3 separate regions of the Homo sapiens genome follow, and regions 1 and 2 are each linked to region 3. Evidence: chromatin loops called from intact Hi-C (ENCODE). Cell type or tissue: heart right ventricle. All regions are shown on one strand. Each heading gives the region's core, and the rest is flanking DNA. Links, peaks and the distances in the headings are about the cores only.

Evidence for each region. A loop is a pair of places that touch in the nucleus more often than their neighbours do. Peaks named below come from ENCODE experiments on the same cell type or tissue, not always from the same donor. Only the 100,000 strongest peaks of a DNase experiment are listed, where the experiment ranks them.
Region 1: it touches region 3 in a loop (2.1-fold over the local background); 21 of 110 quality-filtered maps call a loop at or near these places.
Region 2: a loop joins it to region 3, with 3 times the contacts of the local background. A loop is called at or near these places in 39 of 110 quality-filtered maps.

What each region holds. Positions count from the first base shown.
Region 1 is chr9:116,492,068-116,497,476 of GRCh38, reverse strand. The region is part of intron 19 of ASTN2 (astrotactin 2); the gene reads left to right. Among named protein-coding and RNA genes, the nearest start is that of ASTN2-AS1, 9.5 kb to the left of the region's middle. In heart right ventricle, for the core only: CTCF peaks have their summits at 108 and 2,254 (motif pointing right); DNase peaks (open chromatin) are centred at 216 and 2,242.
Region 2 is chr9:116,569,716-116,575,124 of GRCh38, reverse strand. All of the region lies in intron 19 of ASTN2 (astrotactin 2), which reads left to right. It overlaps LOC107987014 (a long non-coding RNA gene), which reads right to left. Exons shown (of 3, transcript NR_171890.1): 3 at 5,195-5,409. Among named protein-coding and RNA genes, the nearest start is that of ASTN2-AS1, 68 kb to the right of the region's middle. In heart right ventricle, for the core only: a CTCF peak has its summit at 2,780 (motif pointing right); a DNase peak (open chromatin) is centred at 2,834; H3K27ac peaks cover 1,135 bases.
Region 3 is chr9:116,645,085-116,650,493 of GRCh38, reverse strand. The region is part of intron 17 of ASTN2 (astrotactin 2); the gene reads left to right. Among named protein-coding and RNA genes, the nearest start is that of TRIM32, 40 kb to the left of the region's middle. In heart right ventricle, for the core only: a CTCF peak has its summit at 3,080 (motif pointing right); a DNase peak (open chromatin) is centred at 2,863; H3K27ac peaks cover 462 bases.

The DNA.
Region 1 (5,409 bases), core at 77-5,076, 150 kb after region 3:
TCCTTGCCGTTCTCCCTTGCAAAACTGTGAGCATCACAGGGAAGAGGTTTTGTTCCTGTGGGTCAGAGCTGTGACCACAGTTGTAGTCCTTTCCCTGGCGCCTAGAGGGTGTTCGATAACTGCTTGTGAACTCTTTGAACAGTGAGGCTAACAAGTTTGTCCTAGACCTCAAGAAGGAAGACAAGTCAGTTGCTCTTTTTACAAACTCCTTAAAGGCAGAGACTGTATCTTTATAGCAGATGCCTCTGGGGCCATGCCATATCCTCTTGGCCCATGGCTATTTCAGCTGCAGCTGTGGTGAGCAGCTCTGTGCACACTCAGGCTCACTTTGTGCTGCCAGTGACCTCAGATGCACACTTGCACTTTCTGCCCCACAGCCTTATGAGAGATTGAAGGAGCTCCCTAGGCCAGTGTGCAAGTACAACTTTAAAAAAGTGTGGGGAAATAACACTCCTGGGTGAAGGACTTGACATGGTTTGGCTGTGTCCCCAACCAAGTCTCATCTTGAATTATAGTTCCCATAATCCCCATGTGTTATGGGAGGGACCCTGGTGGGAGGTAATTGAATCATGGGGGCAGGTTTTACCTGTGCTGTTCTCATGATAGTGAATAATTCTCAGGAGATCTGATGGTTTTATAAAGGACAGTTCCCCTGCACAAGCTCTCTTGCCTGCCACCACGTAAGACGTGCCTTTGCTCCTCCTTTGCTTTCCACCATGATGTTGAGGCCTCCCCAGCCATGTGGAACTGTGAGTTCATTAAACCTCTTTTTCTTATAAATTACCCAGTCTCAGATATGTCTTTAATTGCAGCATGAGAATAGACTAAAACAGGACCCAACCAATGGGAATCAGGAATTGGTAGATAAGTGCCCCATCTCCCCGACTTCCAGCCAAACAGTTCTGGGGGGTATCTTGTTCCCTCCTTAAAAGGGTCTTGCAGAATTAGGTCCCATCATGTACAGTAGCAAACTTGAAGATATACCTTTATATTGACTTTTTCTCTTCCCTGTCTTACTCTGCCCTTTACCCCATACCTGCTCCCTGGAATCACCTCCCAAATAAACCTTCTGCACCCAAGCCATTGTTCTTAAGCTCTGCTTTCCAGGGAATTCAAACGAAAGTGTTCTTTATGCTTGTGCTCCCAGCCATCAGCTCAGTTTGAAGCACACAACAGATACATTCACTCACTATATAAATATTTATGGAAAACCTACTGTGTACAGACACCATTCTAAGTGAACAAATTCTCTTACTCACAGGGTTTACAGCAGGGGATACAGGCAATATATCAATCCATCAATATATGAGAGACAGTGATAAATTTTGTAAAGATAAATGGGTTAAGAGGGTAAAGGGTGATAGTGGATGCTCCTGTAGACTGAGTGGCCAGAGAAGGCCTTTCTGAGCAAGTGACATTTGAGCAAGGATTTGGGAAAGGAGAGGGAGTAAGCCATACAACGACAAGGGGAAGAAGGCTCCATGGAAACCACAGGTGCAAAAGCCCTGTGGTGGGAGTATGTTTGGCATGTTAGAGGAGGAGGAAGAATGTCTGCATGGCTGGAATGCGTGAGTGAGGAAAGGAGCCCAGGAAGTGAGGAAGAAGGGGCCCGAGGAAGCAGGACACTGGAGATACCCCGTGAATTCTTGTTAATTAGTAGTCTTTGTATCCCTCACCCTAGGCAGCGTTTTATGATAGGAAAGGCTCGGGTTTTGGAGTCTGACAGCTTTGAATCTGAATTCCAGCCTTCTTATTTAGATGGAGTATGACTTTGGACTACTTGATTTAGATCTGTGAGCATTATTTTTTCATTTATAAAATGGCAATCATAAAACATACCTCATAGGATTTGTATTTGAGAGGACTCCTGATTGCAAGGAACAGAAAACAAATGGAAAGTTGCAAAAATGCAAAAATACTAACTCATGTATCTGAAATACCCAAGGGTAGATCTAGGCCTCAGACACAACTGGGTCCAGGGCTTCAAATAATGTCATCAGAACTTGGTTGGTGTCTGTACCTGGAGTTAGTCTGATTGATTAAGCCTAGGTCACTTGTCTTTTTGACCTTTGACATGAAATGGCTGGCCATCGATCACATGCCAGTCTCTGAAGGATAAAAGGGGCCTTAGCTCTACCTAAATTGTTTAGACTGAGATTGGGGGAGAGCTGGTTCCCCAAAGGAAAACTCAGGTGCTGTTGGTAGAAAGAGGCATGCCTTTATAGCCAGTCAAACCAACAGGTGTCCACTAGAGGGCAGGCATGAGGATGAGCCTGAAGTCTCAGCACGATGCCTGGCACACAGAAACTCTCAGTAGGTATTTGCTAGATCACTATTCCCTTTTTTTGGAGCCCTTATCTTTACGTCATTTCCTCCTTTCCTGTATTATTTGTGTCCTATTTACTCCTGAAAGGTTATGCAGGAGGCAGCCTGGCTATCCCAAGAGAGAGTTCTAATGCCAGGTGCTGATGTCGAGTAAATAGGAGCAGATCCAGGCTTCAACCACTGAAGTTCAGTTTCACAGGCTTCAGTAAATAGCTTCATCATCAGCCCTATGCTGGACACCAGTAACACAAGGGTGACTGAAACAGAATTCCCACCCCAGGCATCTCGCAGTCTGGAGGGAAATGTGCAGTAGGAAAGGCACAGACTTTGGGTGCTGAATGTCCTGACTTCAGCCTTTACTCTGACATTCCTAGGTAGATTTTTGTGAGAAAGTTATTTACAGATGAAACTGTTTCCTCATCTGCAAAAGCACAATTCACTGAATTCATTAGGTTTTATCGAATTTTAAGCAAGATGGATTGTTTTGAATATTTAACCAAGACAATATAAGTAAAAATGTCTAGCGTTGTTGATGCCATGTAATAAAAGCCAAATAACATTTTTATTTCCCTCTTTTTGCTTCCTTTCTTTCTTTGTTTCTTATTTCATTCCTTCCTTCCATTCAAAATGTCTTCTTTTTGCAAAAAAACAGGAAGGTTTTAGGGAGTTAGATATGATGTAATGCACCTAAAAGCAACTGAGCGTGATAACTAAAAATTTTGCCATCAGACAAATTATTCAGACCTGAGGGAGCAGGGGTGAGGGGGGCACTAACATTTGTAAGCTATTCATGTATCAGACATATTATAAATATTCTCTTACTCAATCCTCACCTGACTCTCTGAAATTGATAGGATCATCTTTTCAGATGAAGAAGCAGTCTCTGAGAGTTTAATCATCCATCTCTACATAATATAGTTCATAAGTGGTAGGTCTGGCTTCAAAACTAGGTGTCATCTGCTCCCCAAAACCCACTCTCTTTCTACTACCTCCTACTGCCATTACAATAAAGGTGAGGATCTCTACACACTGCTTCTTCAGATTTAAAATAACACCATGTTTCAGAAGAAACAAACCAACTGCAGCTGATAGGTATGAGGCCCTTAAAGATGCATTTTGTCCCTGACAAGTTCTCATAATGAATTTCTACAGTTGCCCAAGTAAAGGAAATGCAGAGAGAGCTCTGCTTCTCCCTGGGCACCATGACAAAGAGCATCTGCAGGTTAGAGAGGCCAGGCCCAGAGTGACGACTCCTAAATCCTCTTGGTGTTTCCCGAAAAGAGTGTGGAGCCCTGAGCTGGGGACCTTTCTCCTCACCTGGGCTAAAAAACTTGCCGTCCCCACCCCCACATCCCCCCACTCCCACTGCTCCTTCCATTCTGGAATTTCTTTTCTGCTTTTCTCCCAACCTGTTTTCAATTTGCTCATGTGGCCGGCTTTGACGGTGACCTCAACTCATTCAGAAGCAAGAGGGTGAGGGGAGAAAGAGAGAGAGAGGGGAAACAAGGAGGAGGATTGAGGGACTGCTGAAAGGAGAGGGAGAGGGAATTGAGGAATAGGGGGTGGGGCCTCTAGAAAAATTGATCCATGCTTTGTTGGGTTGATTCTGAAGCTGCAGCAGAATCATGATTAACATTTTCTGTGGAAGGTAATGAGAGCAAGGCTAGAGTCTGAGTGGATAAAGAAATGTGTGGGGGTCTGGCCCCAGCCCACTCGGGTTACAGCCCCAGAAGAGCTGTAATGGGGAACAGGCACATTCCTGTACAGCGACTCCCAACTCCCTATCTGTTTTCAAGGAAAGAAAAACAGGAAAAGAATGTTAGAGACTTGGACGAACTTGGGCGAGGCAGAAGCAGCAGCCTGGGTTCTAGGAGGGTTCTACCATAAGCCCCTAACAAGGTACCAGGGAGGACGGAGCAGAGGCCTCCCAGGTAGAGTGGCCTAGTGAAAGGTGCATGGGGCTCAGATGCAAGACAGTGGGGCTTGATTCTGGATTCTGCCCCTGAGTAGCTGCAAATCCTTGAATTAAGGTGTAGCATTCCCAAGCCTCTGTATTTCTATCAGAGAATACAGCACAGTTCTGGAATTCAAACACTTTAAGCAATAAAACTTTAAAACCAACTTTTATAAACAGTTTTGTAAAAAACTAAATAAAAACATGGACCGCTAGTATATAAAATAGATCAAACTAGAGTTGATCTAGTTGAAGGTTAGTGTGAGTATATGGAAGACTGGCCCCAATCTCTCTCCTGTTAGTGTTCATCCTTGCCCCTGGAGTTCTCTATGTTATAATCTGCAAACCACTGTTAAAATATATGACATATTAGAAATGTACTAAACTCCTATCTCTTGGAGACTTTGTGTCTTTCTCAGAAATTCCAGGCTTAAGAAGATGGCAAGGTGGAACCATGTACCTAGCACAGTGTCTGGTGCGTAGTAATTGCCCAGGGACTGTATATCACATTCATGTTGAATAAAGTGGTCAGAAATTGGGGAGGAAGGGCTCCTGTGTTAGCTTTGAGAGATTTTAAATTCTCAGTGATTTTATCTCATAAGTTGGCTGGTACAAGTTATCTCCGAGACTCCAGGAGTCAAGGCACCAAGTTTTTGTTCCAAATCTCCTCCTGTTGAGTGTATGGGCATGGACCTGTCACTGTCCTTCTCTGATCTTCAGTTTTGTCACCTGTAAAAAGAGAAGCTTGGATGAAAAGATATCTTTAAGAGTCCTTATCTCTACTCTGTTATGTTGAAAACAAGAATAAGAAAAACAAGGCTCTCACAGTGGCTCATGCCTGTAATCCCAGCACTTTGGGAGGCTGAAGCAGGCAGATCACCTGAGGTCAGGAGTTCAAGACCAGAATGGCCAACATGGTGAAACCCTGTCTCTACTAAAAATACAAAAATTAGCCAGGCATGGTGGTGGGCACCTATAATCCCAGCTACTCGGGAGGCTGAGGCAGGAGAGTTGCTTGAACCCGGGAGGTGGAAGTTGCAGTGAGCTGAGATCATGCCACTGCACTCCAGCCTGGGCAATAGAGAAAGACTTTTTCTCAAAAAAAAAAAAAAGAGAGAAAAACAAAAACA
Region 2 (5,409 bases), core at 142-5,141, 75 kb after region 3:
GGAATTAAAAGTAGAGCCTTGAAGGACAAGGTAGGACTTGAATGAAACGAAGAAAGAAGGGTGTTCTAATTGCAAGTACAAAAGTCTGAAGGTTGTAGCTTGTGAATCATGCACAAGGACAAGAGACACCAAGACAAATGTAGGTTAGTTGGTATGGATGCTGAAGGGAGTAAGGATAGAGTCTTAACTTGAAATCTGCTGTACATTGTCTTTCATTGAATGCCAGGCTGCTGCACTTGATTTTGAGCCCGTACCAGTTGGAGGGTTACTGAAGTTTAATGTGCAAAGGAATAACATCATGGGGTCTGTGCTACAGATAAAATAGCAGAGATGTTGCCCTGATACATCTGATGAAACTGGGACTTCTGCACGTTGGCTTTGCTACCTGCAAAGGGGGAGGTGGTCCACACACAGTCGGTAGAAACGGGCAAGCATTTTACCATTGGCCTTGACTTATTGAAAGGAGAAAAGGCCAATCTCTTTTTCAAGAGGAAACTAGATTTGTTGTCTTTCTCTGCCTTCCCAACAGACTAAATCCAGGCACATGTTCACAAGCACCTTCCACTGGGATCAGTGAGCTGTTTATTCAGCTTATCTCAAATGCAGGCAGCTTTCTCTTTGCATAGCTGCAATAAGCTCACCCTCAGGGCTTAGAACACAATTGAAGTGGGGTTGGGTGGAGTGGGAGACAGAAAGGGAACAGTTATGAGCAGGTCTGGGGCCTGGCACTGGCCTTTGAGTATACTGCTCACTATCTTTTAAAAAGTGATTCCTGTAGCCAAAAAAGGCCACATTTCCTACCTTTTTCCTTCTTACTTAAGGCTTGGCAAGTTAGGACCCATGGGCTGGCTGTCTGTTTTGTAGATAAAGTTTTATTGGAACACAGCCATGTCCTTTTATTTACATATTATCTATGGCTGTTTTCACACTACATGGCAATGTCAAGCACTTGCAACAGAGACTGTGTGGCTCACAAGGCAGAAAATATTTACTACCAGCTACTTCATATTTAAAAGTTGCTGACCTTTGATCTAACTAAGCTTCCTCTATCCTTCAAAGCATAGCTAAAATTCACTTCCCCTGGGAAGTTTTCCCCGATTCTCCCAGGTCTCACTCAGTCCTCTCACCTTGGATGTACAATGCCACTTCTTGTCCACATTTTTTATACCATGTTTCTCTTTTTTATATGATTTTAAAAACAATTCTAAGTACAACGTATGGCTTTGGGGACAACTGCCACATTTTATACTTTCTATAAAATCATACTCACAGGAGTTGGCAAAGTGGAAGTTGTATATGGTTTATAGAGAGGTGCCTGGTATTGAGTGTTGCTGTCACTGACCAATGCCATAACTTGGGACAAACCACTTCACTTCTCTGAGTCTCTCTTCTCATCTGTCATTTAACATGATAACATAGTACCTACCTGTGTAGGTTAGTACAAGATCCAAAGAGATTAACTAAAACAAACACACAAAAGCAAAAGCAAACAAACAAAAAACATGATTCTTGTAGTAAATAGTTATTTAATAATAACTGAATTATGCTACTTGGGGTCTTGCTTTGCCCATGTGTAAATTTAGAATTTTGTCCCATAACATTCTGGAAAAAAAATCCATTATTCATATCTTTTGTGAAATGCTGAGTACAGTCTCCTCCTTTCTTAGAAATTCATAAGACATTATCATATTAAAGGCTCTGAGATATCCCATGAGAAAAAAAATCTGTTTAACTTTATTTAATCCTGTATTTTTCAAATTTATTTGGCCACACCTTCAAATAACTATTAATGTCTCATGGGAGGTAATGTTCTGAAGAACACACTTTCGACCAATTGGGCCAAGTGGTCTTTTGGTTCACCTGGAGCTGTCATCCTGAGTTAAAGAATAGCCATTGCTTATCAGAGCCTCTTCTTTAATCACCAGCACAAGGAATGCAATGAAAACTCATGTTTTTGCATAAAATGGTGCCTTTGGTTGTGTTTCTTCTATAACGCAGGAAATAGTAAATGTGTATATTCTCAAACCCCACGATATTAGCCATGCAGGCTGTTGGATGTTCTGCCTCCTGATGTGTGTGTGTGTATATATGTGTGTGTGTGTGTGTGTGTGCATGTACCCACATGTGTGCACGCATGTACCCACATGTGTGCACACAGCACCTTTCTCTTCCTCTTGAGGCTGTCAGAGTCACGCACCTGGGGCATTACAAGTCCTGGGTACCTCTATAACTATTCCCTTTCTTCTCACAAGAGTGCCTTTGACCTCTTTCTGTTAAATCCCCTAGAAACATTTCAGTCCTCCCTCTTTCTGGAACTGGAACCCTTGGGTCTCCACCTTGGGTCCCTGCTGCAAAGGGGAAATTGGGGTCTTGGGAAATTATTCCCAAGGGAAAGCGTGAAGTCATTGGGTAAGCATAGATTTGAGATTCTGACTTCCTCAAACATAAATTGGGAATAGCTGACCCTTTCACCAGTGAGGGCTAGCACACATTTTGTTGGCTTATGCCCATGGGGCTGAGACCCAAGTAGGCGGTCAGGGAAGCCTTCCTCACCATCTGCTTAAGACGCATCTGCCGAATACTCAGTATCTCAGTGCACTTATTCACACCCTCTTTCATTCTCCAAAACATCTCGCTTTCAACGGCAAATTATAGGCGACCCTACCCATTCCTCTCCTAAAGTCCCTTATTAAGAAGGCTGGAAGTCTCAGGGGTGAGCAGCAAGGGAAAGAGGAAGTCTGTTTCCAGTGGTGTTCATGGCCCATACAGCCAACAGAGGGCGCTCCCACACCACGCAACACTGGGGTCCAAGGATCCAGGCAGGCCCTGGGGAAGGCGGCCAGCTGACCTTTCTCCAGGCTGTTCTTGGGTTGCCAGAGCAGCGGAGGTGTCAGCTGAGAGTGGTCACAGCCTGGGGAGGAGAAGGCAGGGAGAGAGGCTGGGGCACCCGAAGGGGAGGAGGAGCTGGCAGGGAAAACACACAGACACATTTCACAGAGGCAGAGACACAGGGGAACACACAGAATATGCAGTTGTACCTACAAACAACAAATGCAACATACCCCACACAGACACAGCATGCAGCCAGGGGATTTAGAGAAATCATATAGGGTGCAGACTCACAAATGAATGCAATCCATCCCATACAGGTATACACAATGCAGTCACCTCAGCCAGCTAAACAAAAACAAAGGCAACACACAGATACCAACACATATAAACATGCATGTGAGCACATCACCCAACAGGGACATTCAAGCTATGTGCAGCCAACGAAAGGCAGATAACAAAGAGACACGGTCACACACACACGGGAAGCACACAGACACATACAGTAGATCCACAACACATACAAAGTTACACACCATGGGGATAGCATGCCACGCACAGACAACACACAGCTTGTACTCAACACATGACAGATGCCTCAAGAGGCGTATCATAGATAAACAGCACAGGCACACAGATGCGTAAACATAGCCACCTTCCCACAGGCATACTGTAAAGATATACATACCGTGTGCCACATGGATCCACCCAGCACAAACAGACACAGACACATTAGATGGCATCCACTCACGTAGCACCCACAGCACAGCACACACCAAATACTCACACTCACCGTATGGACATAACTCCACATGGATCAAAAGCACTTGTAATTCAGTAAATGTTTCTAAAAGAGAAAAGAGGGAGAGGCCAGAAATAGGGAAAGAGAAAGGGTTGTGAAAGATGGAAAAAGAGACAGAATAGAAGAAAAGTGAGAAGACCCAGGGAAGGAGGGCTGGAGTCCAGATTGAGTGCTCAGCTTGGTCTCTTTCCCCTCTCTGCCTCGGTCATGATAGCAAAGAACAAGGTGATTTCAGGTGGCTCCCTTGGGGAAACCACATAGACTTGATGGCTACAGTAGGAGCTGATGGTGCCCCAGGGAGAGGAAACCACCAGCGTGGGGCCAGGGATTGTGCCTCAGTCTCATCTGGGGCAGTGGCACCGAATCATATCTGAGTCCTTGCAGCTTCCATTTCATCTCCAGGGAGATCAGCTCCAATCTTCCCCATCTCATTTAATCCTGACCTGTGAGTGTCTTACTGTTCATATCTGACTTTCTCTAGGCAGCAAATGTTGCAAAGAAACAATTACCAAAACTCTCAGGATGTATCTCCTTCTTCCTTTTAAAAATATACCTTTTTTAAAAAATAAAAGGAGAACATGTGAGTGATCCTAACAGAGCTTGTTCTGCCAGAAAAGACAGGACAGGTCAGGATGGTACAGGATTCAGCAAAGGTTGCTTATTATGTAACTAAACAAATAAAACTTACTTGGAATCACAGGATTTTGAGTGAAACAGATTCAGATGAGCACACTTTCTCAAGCAACCATCCTGGCCCAGATCAATGCAGGGTGCTGGGATATAGAAATAACAGACTCAGCCGGGCGCGGTGGCTCACGCCTGTAATCCCAGCACTTTGGGAGGCCAAGGCGGGTGGATCACGAGGTCAGGAGATCAAGACCATCCTGGCTAACACGGTGAAACCCCGTCTGTACTAAAAATACAAAAAAAATTAGCCGGGCATGGTGGCGGGCGCCGGTAGTCCCAGCTACTCGAGAGGCTGAGGCAGGAGAAAGGCATGAACCTGGGAGGCGGAGCTTGCAGTGAGCCGAGATGATGCCACTGCACTCCAGCCTGGAGCCGGGGCGACCGAGTGAGATTCTGTCTCAAAAAAAAAAAGAGACTAAAAGCCCTCATGTTAAAACCTGTAGAACAATAGGTGATAGAGATATAAAATTTAAAACTTATACAATAAGAGAGAAAGGGTTAAGTAAATATATAGGATTTGGTTATTCTTATATTGATAAGGAAAGAAGGGGCAGAATGAACATTAATTGTAAACCCACTATATGAACTGTGCTGGGCACTGTATATCAGTTATCTCAGTTAAAGCTCATAAAACAACTTTGGAAAGTAGAAATTATCAGCTTCATGCTTCAGATAAAGAAAGCAAGGCTAGAAACGTGAAACCACCTGCTCAAGACAACAAAGTTAGGGAGCCCAGATTCGAACCGAGTAATCTGCTTCAAAGCCCCCTGACTTTTCCACCCCATGGTAATAAGCATCTCCAATGACTTTTCACATCTTGAGCAAGAGCCAACAGAAGCAGGAGACAGACAGTCAAAGCAAGGAGACTCTGAATTAGACGGCATGACGGAATACATTAGACTCTCCAACCAGTCAGAGAAACCTTGGGCTATGAACTTGCTGGTCATTTCCCCAAGGCCTTGCATGCTCCAGTTTCTGGGTCTGGAAAGAGGTCTCCACTTAGGTATCAATATGCTGATTCCCAAAGTTCCTGCTGAGGCCCTCTGTCCTTGGGCGGTTCAGCTCTCGGCTCCATCATCACGCAGCCTACC
Region 3 (5,409 bases), core at 327-5,326:
TTTACAGCTGAGGAAACCTCAAAGATATTAAGTGATTTACTCAAAGTTGGTCTGCTCCAGAGTTTATATGCTTAGCCATGAAATTATTGCTTCTTTTTTTCTCTTCGGTTCTCTCACTTTTAATTATAGAATGGCAGGGCTTGAGGGGACCATATGAATTATTGATTCACTGGTTTGCAAACTTATCTTTATGGAACACTTTTTCCAAATGCAATCTTTCTTGAACCTCAATCCATAAAATCAGGAATAGTGATGCCACTATTTCAATGAGGCAGAGGAAGGGAGATAAAGCATCTCCCATTTGATCCCCACTCCTCCTTCTACAACACCTCCCAGACAGCCCTGGGCCTCCACTGGTAGACCACTGACTAAGTCTAGTAGAACTCTATGAATCCCGTGCCCCTCCCACAGCATACTTCTTGGCTAAGTGCTGGAGGGTGTTGAGTGCTCATACAGAGCTTCATAGAGGAAAGAGAAGGCATGGGAGAAAGGAGGTAGGGAAAGTGTCAGGTAGATGACCTAAGGAAGAAAAGAACATTGTTTGTACAAAGACCAAAAGAAATGCCTCATGACTAAGACCAAGGACGGAGGGAGAAACAAAATGAATCCTGATCATTTCCACAATATTGTAAGCCAAATTGTGGAATTTTGACCCTATCCTGTGGGCCATGAGGTGATGATGATGCATGGTTATTGGCAGGAGGCTGATGGGATTAGATTGTGTGGCAGAAGGAGGCCTCTGTAAAAAACCCAAATTCCCATCCATGGGACAGCATTGAAATAAAGCACAGGATATATATTCAATAGAATATACTACAGTAACCAAAATGAATGAGCTGTAGTGATACCTGTCAATATGAAATGAATGAATGTATTATTAACTGAAGAAAGTAAGTCCTAAAGATTTTTTTTTTTTTTTTTGAGACAGTTTTGTTCTTGTTGCCCAGGCTGGAGTGCAATGGCGCGATCTCAGCTCACTGCAACCTCCACCTCCTGGGTTCAAGCGATTCTCCTGCCTCAGCCTCCGGAGTAGCTGGGATTACAGGTACCTGCCACCATGCCCAGCTAATTTTTTGTGTTTTTAGTAGAGATGGGGTTTCACCATGTTGGTCAGGCTGGTCTTGAACTCCTGGCCTCAGGTGATCCACCCACCTCGGCCTCCCAAAGTGCTGGGATTACAGGCAAGAGCCACCATGCCTGGCTCCAAAGATTTTATATGGCACAACACCCTTTCCTCCCTTCTTTAAGTTAAAGCATACCTACACCTCAAATATACTATCTTTTAGGAATAAATACAGATGCAATAAATATGATTTAAAAAGGGAAGCAAGGAAGTGATGAACATAGGAGACAGGATGATGGTGATCTTGAGTCAGGAAAACTAAGGTAATGGCATAAGGAAGCATATGTTACATGTAAGTACTCAAGTTCCTAGCTGGTGTTTTTTTGTTTGTTTGTTTGAGACTGAGTCTCACTCTGTCTCCCAGGCTAGGGTGCAGTGGCGCAATCTTGGCTCACTGCAACCTCCGCCTCCTGGGTTCAAACAATTCTTCTGCCTCAGCCTCCTGAGTAGCTGGGATTACAGGCGTCCACCACCATGCCTGGCTAATTTTTGTATTTTTAGTAGAGACAAGGTTTCAACATGTTGGCCAGGCTGGTCTCGAACTTCTGACCTGAAGCAATCTGCTCGCCTCAGCCTCCCAAAGTGCTGGAATTACAGGTGTAAGCCACTGCGCCCAGCTCCTAGCTGGTGTTTTTGGTGGTAGATTAGTGAGAGTTCATTAAAGTTTAAAAAGTTTATTAAAACTAACTAGCTAACTGAACAAATAAATAAAGCCTACCCATGCATGGCTCAACAATGAGCTTCAGTCCTAAACTGAACACTGCAAATAATCTAACTCTGTGCATCAGAGGTCCCCAAACTAACACCAACAATAAAATACATATGTGTATGTCTCCACACCTCCAGCTGCAGGGTCAGGATAGACTGTGAGAATGTAAGAGTAGAATCAAGGAGATCCATGAGGAGGCTATTGCAGATTCCAATAAATAACAAGAACAGGCCCAGGGCCAGTGGTTCACGCCTGTAATCCCAGCACTTTGGGAGCCTGAGGTGAGAGGATAGCTTGAGCCCAGTGGGTTCAAGACCAGCCTGGGCAATATAGGGAGACCACCATTTCTGAAAGAAAAATTAGGCCAAGTGCGGTGACTCACACCTGTAATCTTAGCACTTTGGGAGGCCGAGACGGGCTGATCATGAGGTCAGGAGTTCAAGACCAGCTTGTACAACATGGTGAAACCCCATCTCTACTAAAAATACAAAACTTAGTTGGGTGTGGTGGCATGCACCTATAATCCCAGCTACTCAGGAGGCTGAGGCAGGAGAATCGCTTGAACCCGAGAGGCAGTGGTTCCAGTGAGCCAAGATCGCACCATTGCACTCCAGTCTGGGCAACAGAGCAAGACTCTGTCTCAAAAAAAAAAAAAAGAAAAGAAAAAATTGGCCTGGTGTGGTGGTGCACACCTGTCATCCAGCTACTCTGGAGGCTGAGGTGGGAGGATCGCTTGAGCGCATCAAGCGCTCAAGGAGGAGGTCAAGGCTTCAGTGAGCTGTGATTGTGTCACTGCACTTCAACCTGGGTAACAGAATGAGACACTGTCTCCAAAACATAAATAAATAAAAATACCTAGTGGTTCGACTAGTGTTGTATCAGTGAGGATGTAGTTTTGTTTAACTGGCCTTCTGGGACTTGGTGAATGAGCCTGTGAATATCCCTGTTTACTGCTCTGTGAACTCGCTCCAGTGACGGCCTTTCTGGGCCACACTGTCCTCATCTGCAATGTGGCACACTACAAGCCAAGCCACGGGACTTTTGCAATGTGTTCTTGGCACATGCATAGCAATAGATAGGCTGGTGGTGCCTTTCCTGTTTGTGCAGGAGCCAGATTCCCCTATGTCTGGATTCCATGCCAGGTTCCCTCAGCATCATTGAAATATTCAACTTATTGGAAATCCAGTGAGGTCTTTCTGAGGCTAATTAGTGGTGTGTGATCAGAGAATCCCAAGAGTGTGAAAGTGGTCACTAGATGTCACTGTTCTCCTTGCAGGAGACCTGTAGAGCTGGAAGTGCTAGTCATTCATTCATTAAGTATCTTTGAGCCCCCACTGTATGCTAAGACTGCGTTATACCCTGAAGAGTGAACAGTATGACAAGTGGATATGGTCTTTATCTTTACGGAGTTCACAGACTTATGGAGAAGACAGATATTAATGAAACAATCACACTAATAAGTAGAGTCAAGACTGTATAGAGTACTAGGCTGGTGGATTGCAAGCGTGTATTAAGGGGCCTTACGCAGTCAGAGAAGGCTTTCCTGAGAAAGTGACATGTAAAGTGAGCTTTTGGGGGCCAAGTGCATAAAATGAATATGGAAGACTGAGGTTTCAGAAAGGAAGAGGAGAATGAGAACATTGCTGGTAGAATGCCCAACTTCTGCAAACACCTGAAGAATGAGCAAATGTGACCCATTTCAGGAAGAGAATGAAAACCAGTGTGGCTGGAGCTGAGACTGGGAGAAAACTCCATGGACAATGCTGAAGAGAAGTCAGGCAGAACTGTACAACATGTGGTGAGGAGTTTAGCCCCAGGGCAATGGGGAAGCCAGGAGAAGTTAGAGCAAACAGACAGGCATGGGCACTATCTTCTCACTTCTACTCTCTTTTCCTCTTAGTGATCCTTGCAAAGAAATGTTAGAGCTGAAAGACTGTAGGCGGCTTCCTCCAAGTCTCCAGTTTCTTCTTTCCCTCCCCAAACACAAATGAAAGGCCTGTTTAAAGTGTCATGACAGCCTAAGGGATGGAGTGCCTTAGACATTTCCAAAGGAGCCAGGTTGCAGTGGGAATGAGTGGGATAGACCCACTGCAGGTCTGGAAATGATCCTGGAGGAAGGGAATATGGCCACAAAACAACGCTGGTGGGAAGAAAAAGCAGCTACTCTCGTTTTGTTTATCATTTTTTCTCCAACTCTGCCACTAACTCCCATCACCCTTCCTCCCATGACTTTTCCATCTTTCTATCATCTCTACAGGCCACATGGATACAAGAAAACACTTCAGAGCCCTGACCTATAGTTGAGGGGCCTGGGCTTTCACACTGAGACATAGCAGGTCATAGCAAGTTCTTTTCTCTTTCTGGGACTTTCTTTTCCTACTTCAAAAAACAAAGAACAAAACAGAACAAAACAAAAATTAAAAAACAGATAAGTGGAGTCAGTTTCTTTCTGAGTTTCCTACAAGACACTTTATTTACATGGAAGCAGATAGTACAGGTTCTTTGCTCTACCGGCTTGGGTTTGGATGTTTCCTCAATCCCCATTCACTATGTGATGCTGAATGGTGTCTTCATACCTCAGTTTCCACACTTGTAAAATGTGGTCTCACAATCCCTACTTCATGGGAATCAAAAGAGATAATGAATGCATAATGTCCAAGAAGAAATCACTTAACAGACGAATGTTATCTATGATAGTGATAAGAATATGTTTATTTAAAATGGCTCTTTTCTTTTTCTATGTTTCCTTTGGTAACTCCTCTTCTAGATAGTACTTGAAAACTTTGCTGGTACCTAAAGTGCTAGGGACATGACATTTTAGAATAGGATTCATATTTTGTATGGGAGAGGCCATTGGCTAACCCAAAAGGGCACTTTACAAATGGAGGGATCTCAGGGGCATTTTCTCACTTTATAAACATTGCTGGAACTTGTATTCTGTTGGCAATGAATATCATAGCTCATTCTAATGCAGAGTGGAAGTTCCTCTGTATGAGAACTCCCTACCCCTGGAGTAGAGGCTCTGAGTAAAATCCTGAACCCCATTTTATGGCACAGTTAGGGACTAACAGAGAGAGGATATGACATGCCTGAGGTTTGTGGGGTATTTTTGTCCTCTGATTCTGGACCAAGGTATTCTCGATGGCCTTGGGGACCATTGGACCCTAGCTCCTTGGGTAGTTGGGGTCTCCTTAGGTACATTCCAGTGAATGCATGGGAAAAGATGATGCCTTCTGCCTAAGCTGGAAACGAGCCCTTGATTATACCTTGTGCTGTTGTTTTGAACAAGAGAAGCAGGGAAAAACTCTTTATGAAGAATAATTTGATTAATGCATAAATCTCCTCCCTCCACCTGTTAAATGGCTCTTACACAGCCCAAAGCCACAGAGCTTGGCTCAGCACAACTGGTGCTTAAATGTACAAGACTTTGTGTGGTTGTTAACTTAGCTCCTGGGTGAAAGAGAGTCTTCCAAGTGGAGGAGGCAGAGGAGTGGCATACTAAAGAGCCAGACAGAGTTGGATTTGAATCCCTTCTCTGCCATTTACTGTCTATGTGATCTGACTTTTACTTATTTGT